Regions from separate parts of the Homo sapiens genome. Here region 2 is linked to region 1. A link is a loop called in an ENCODE intact Hi-C map of the cell type or tissue named here. Cell type or tissue: B cell. All regions are shown on one strand.

Evidence for each region. A loop is a pair of places that touch in the nucleus more often than their neighbours do. Peaks named below come from ENCODE experiments on the same cell type or tissue, not always from the same donor. Only the 100,000 strongest peaks of a DNase experiment are listed, where the experiment ranks them.
Region 2: it touches region 1 in a loop (6-fold over the local background); 3 of 110 quality-filtered maps call a loop at or near these places.

The regions. Positions count from the first base shown.
Region 1 is chr1:192,609,092-192,611,591 of GRCh38, reverse strand. All of the region lies in intron 2 of LOC105371664 (a long non-coding RNA gene), which reads left to right. It overlaps LOC107985241 (a long non-coding RNA gene), which reads right to left and starts at 2,237. Exons shown (of 2, transcript XR_001738348.2): 1 at 1,656-2,237. In B cell, CTCF peaks have their summits at 1,055 and 1,254 (motif pointing right); DNase peaks (open chromatin) are centred at 1,291 and 2,301; H3K27ac peaks cover 679 bases.
Region 2 is chr1:193,058,325-193,060,824 of GRCh38, reverse strand. It overlaps UCHL5 (ubiquitin C-terminal hydrolase L5), which reads left to right and starts at 1,465. Exons shown (of 11, transcript NM_001199261.3): 1 at 1,465-1,640. The coding sequence starts at 1,565. RO60 (Ro60, Y RNA binding protein) reads right to left here and starts at 1,213. Exons shown (of 9, transcript NM_001173524.2): 1 at 1,049-1,213. RefSeq lists enhancers at 314-1,046, 1,114-1,643, 1,047-1,779, 1,804-2,113. In B cell, no CTCF peak of the experiment used is centred here; DNase peaks (open chromatin) are centred at 1,354 and 2,204; H3K4me3 peaks cover 2,460 bases; H3K27ac peaks cover 2,429 bases.

The DNA.
Region 1 (2,500 bases):
ATAGAGATGGAGGCAGGGGATAGGTATATGGGGTCTTAATTGTCTGTGCAGTATTCCATTTTTACTAAATAAAATATGACAAAATGTTAAGATTACAAAAATAAGTGATAGATCCATGGGTGTTTTACATATTGACTTACAATTTTTTCTATGCTTGAAATATTTAATAATCCACTTTTTTTAAAAAAAGAAAAAAATGAAAACTGAAATATAAGAAGAGAAAGATGGCAAGACAAAGATGGTAAGAATTTACGTGTGTGTGTGTGTGTGTGTGTGTGTGTGTGTGTGTGTGTGTGTTGGGGGTGCCTAGTGCGGAGAGGGAGGGATAACTATAAAATGAGTTCAAACGTTCAAACTATCAGGACTAGAGCTCTTCAGATGTAGACAGTGGAAGTCTGTGAGAAGACTTAATAGAATTATGCAAAATTATAAATTTCTAGAATAAAGTGAAAAATATATGCTTATTAAATATTAAGGAAAGATGCTAGTGGTTCCTTTTTCATTTTAGTGAAGCAACTTGAGGAAGCATTCAAAATTAATATCATTTTGTTCAATAGCTAATGAAATTACCAAACATTTCAAGATTGGGACTATAAATGAATTAAATATTAAGTACATATTATGAATTTATGATCTAAAAGAAAATATATGTGTCAGAAAAGCTGATATATATTAAACCTTGAATTCAGAATGGAGCATTTCATATTCTGTTGTGTTAGGAACAGGTGCCTAGATGAGGAAGGCCATGTGACTGACAGCAATTTGTAGAGTCTCACATAAGAAATTGCTCAAAAGGCCTGTAAATTCTGACCTTCTCATGTTACTAATTATAGAATTGAGGCACAGAGAGATTGCACAATTTGCTCAAGGACACAACTAATTTGAGGCACAATCAGGACTATAAATCTATGATTTCCATCCCAGGAATTTCACGTTAAGTGATTCTGCCTTACATTTTTATAAATTTAGAGGGTTAACTGATTACAATGCCTACATTCACTTTGAACTTGCATAATGTTATTTTCTTCCTTTTTAACTATGATTGATAGCTAATATATTATCTGACGATGTAAGTACAATTTTTAAAAAGTGGTCTTTCTTAATTACAGTTAACTTTTTTCAGAGTTTCTTTGTGACAGGAAAGAGAAATTTGATATATTTATTTTACTTTAAAAATGTGCCAAAATCCACAAAAGGAAACATTATCACTGTATTTATTTTAAAAAAATTAAAAATCATTTATATTGGTCAAATTGGGGATTTCAAAATATGCCCATTAGCCACTAGGTGTCATCATAGGCCATTGTAATTAAAAGCCAGTATGTAATTTCCTTGAAAAGTTAATAGCAAAATTTTTGCCGAAATATTGACCCTTTTATAGATCTAGATACATAACTCTATATTAATATATTTAATAAATATACTAGGGATAAAAAATATATTTAAATAAATATAAATCAAATGTTTTTATATTTGTATTGAATATAGTAATATTCTATATTTAAGCACTAGGTGGAAAGATTAATCAGAAATAGATTTCACATAGTTATTATCATAGCCCATGAATAAGAACTTATGATTATAGTACTGACGATTTTAGTGACGTAAACACTATGTTTAATCAATGTTAACTAAAATGACAACATTTGTCTTACCTTGGGATTCCACTTGCATGTTGCTTTGTCACGAAAGAGAAGGTTGCGGGTAGACACAAGATCAGCCGCTATTGGTTCTGTTTCAGGGTGGTGGAGGAACATCAGAGGCAATAGTTCTGCAGGCTTGAAGGACATTATTGGGCCTGGCTGACTGGAAGCAAATCAGGCATCTATTTACCCCTGTATGCCACTTTGTGATACTATGCTTCCAACTTATACAAAGGTTTGTTTTCTTCAAGTAAGATGTGAACTTGCTGGTTCTTGGCTGAACATGAAGGTGTTAGTTTTTAGAATGGATCTGTCATATTCCCCATGGACTTTGAGTATTTAGTCACTTGTTTCAGAAAAGGAAACAAGGACAGAAAAAGAGGTTTTGGGTTCTCTTCATCTCTACCATGGCATTTTTTGGTTCCTGTTTGTCATTCAATTTTATTTCTCAGTACCGAAACTTCTTGAAGAATCCCCTACCTTATAATATGGAGCCCATCTCCCATTACATAAATAAAAAATTACAAATGTTTCAGCCTTTCTTTTAGCTATGACATGGGCACATGCCATAGTACCTGCCAATCAGATGTGTCTGTGGCAGGATGTGAATCGAAAGTTAGTTACATGAAAAAGAGGAACTGCAGAATGCTGCCGGCGAGAGTGGTGAGGAGGTGACAGCTACAACCCACGTCAGTGCTGTGGGATCCAGTAGCAGCAGATGGTGCTTGGTGTCTGGGGTTTTGGCTCTGAAAGCAGCAGTGTGTGTGCCCAGCGGTGGTGGTGATGCCAATTTGTGGGACAGTTTCGCAGCAGGATTTGGGAGGAGGTTTCCAACTTCTGGGCCTCCTAGAGATGAT
Region 2 (2,500 bases), 450 kb before region 1:
AAGGAAATATACTGTACAGAATCCTCCTAGTCTCCAAGTTGAGGGCAGAGTTTCCGGAGATAAACTTCAAGAAAGTTACAAAAAAAATTTTTTTTAAACCAACACTTCATACAAATTTTGGCTTCTACCCCATAGCGTACTCAGGCTCCTTTTAATACAAAAGCTGCTCTGTTGCTTCCCTCAATAAAATTTACCACGTTTATTTCATGGCTTCACATAATCTGTAGCACAAGGCTCCCTAACTCCAGGGCACAAGTCACCTATTTGAGAAGGAAGGAGTCAGAGTTTTACCCACTAAAACATTTTTTTTTTCTGGAAGCCAAAGGTCTTTCTTGGAATATGTAGCTTTTAAGGAGTAAATATACACTTAACGACTTCAATATACTCTTAAAAACTTTAATCTTAACACTATAGTATTCTATAAGAGCCTGCTGAATGAGGGCAATTTAGTAAATATTTAGTAAATATTTGGTTTAACTCATCATCCAGTTTTAGAACCATTCCAAATGTTTTTAGATTAATACACGACATTTGTTTTCAACCTAATTTTCCCTTGACGCACCGCATCCCCTTCCACTAGTCTAGCAGCCCCATGGACAAACCTTTCTCCTCTCCCTCGTTATTCCTCTGTGATAAATTCACCCTGTCTTCCCACAAAGATCCTTCTTCCAAAACCCAGATCCCGGGCGACGCCTCTCCGCGCAGAAGCCGCGGGAGAAGGAGGAGAAAGAGGAGGAGTAAAGCAGGCCCTCTCGACGTCGGCCTGTGGGGAGCGATGCCGACAAGCAGGAGCGGTCCCGGCTTCGGAAAGGGCCCACCCTGAGGAATGGTCCGGCCGGGCCTAGCGAGGATGTCCCTACCGCGATGCTGGTTCCGTTACCCAGGGTGGACAGGCGCGGAAGCGGGACGGGGAAGAGCGATAGTTTCGCGGCGTTTGCCCAGCCTCAACCCCTGGGATGCGGGTGAGAGACATGGAGGACTGGTCAGAATTTGCGCGTCCCTGGGGCCGCACAAAAGGCTCCCAGCCGGCCTCCCGCAATGTCCTCACCTGTACCTGGCAGCCGACCCCCTGGATCCGCAGCGCCGCCAGGAGAAGTCCTGCGCAGCGCTGGGAAACGACAAAAGAAGGCAGCCTGACGGGCAGCGACAGCCACAGCAACAGCAACAGCCCCACTGCCGCCGGGGATTCCAGGTTCGGTTCCCGGGAACGAGTCCTGCCCCTCTTCTTTTGCCCCGCCTCCGCCCCAGAGGGGCGAGGATCCCGGATGTTGCCTCCTCGGCGCTGTGAATCACCGCCCTTTCTTCTCAGGCCCCAGCCCTTCCGAATCCGCTACGGGTGCTGCAAGGCCTGGGAAGAGTTTCGATGTCTCTAGGGTGGCTAGAGCGTCCTCCCGCGCTCAGTCGCGCTGCAGGTGACGGCGCCCGGAGGCTGTCGGGAAGTAGGCGGGGTGACGTGTGGTTGACGAGCTCGGCGGCGGGTTTGCTGAGATCTGTGGCCGGCGGCAGCTGGTGCGGGGGGCAGCTGAGAGCGAGAGGTGGATCGGGGCGGTGTGTGGCCAGGGCCATGACGGGCAATGCCGGGGAGTGGTGCCTCATGGAAAGCGACCCCGGGGTCTTCACCGAGCTCATTAAAGGATTCGGTGAGAACCAAGGGGACCGTCCTGGGCCTGGGGTCACGGGAGGAGGCCCAAGCTGGGCATGGAGTGGTTCCCTGCGGCCACCGCCGCCCCGCGTCTGGAGAGGTGACTTCAGGAACCTGGAGTCCGGGTGGGGGAAATGTAGATGTTCTGCCCTCTCCTCAGCTCGAGACAGTCGCGTTTCCACAGTAATTTGTAGAGCCACACCACGAGGGCAAGGATCGTGTCAGTCTTGTGCCTGCTGCATCCTCAGGACCTGGCACCCAAATCCTGTAATTGACTTGAGGGCCCTCGCTCCCCAAGCTCTTAAGCACGTATTGCCCTTTGCACTGCCCCTTCTCTGCGGCGCGCACCTTATCCCGGGCTGGTGAGGTCAAGTGCATTGCTCAGGCCATTAGTCCTGCAGAAGCCACCCTAGGGTGCGCCTTCTCAAGGGTGAGGTGTCTGCGGCTCAAGCCGCCCAGGAACTCGAGATTCTGGTTATTCAAAGCAGAACGCCTTGAATGTGTGAATAGCTCTTCGGGACGTCCACACACGCTGACTGCGTGGGCCTGAAAGGCCACTTCACTGGTTCCGCTCTCTGCTCATTTCTGGCTTCCGGTGAAGTGAGTTTTCTTGAGCTAGTGTTCTAGACTAGAGGCCACATGCTTTCCTCACAGTTTCTCTCTGGCTGTATTTAGTGCCTTTCGTCCTAAATAATCAACACATTTTACTTTTTATCCTTCCCTATTTATCTTGTTCTTAGTCTCTTCTTTGGACAGTACGTTTTTATCTATTTCCCAAGTGTTATTGACTCTACGATGTTAAAACTTTTACGCGGGATTAACAATTAAACGTTGATGTAGATATTGCCTGTTGTACAC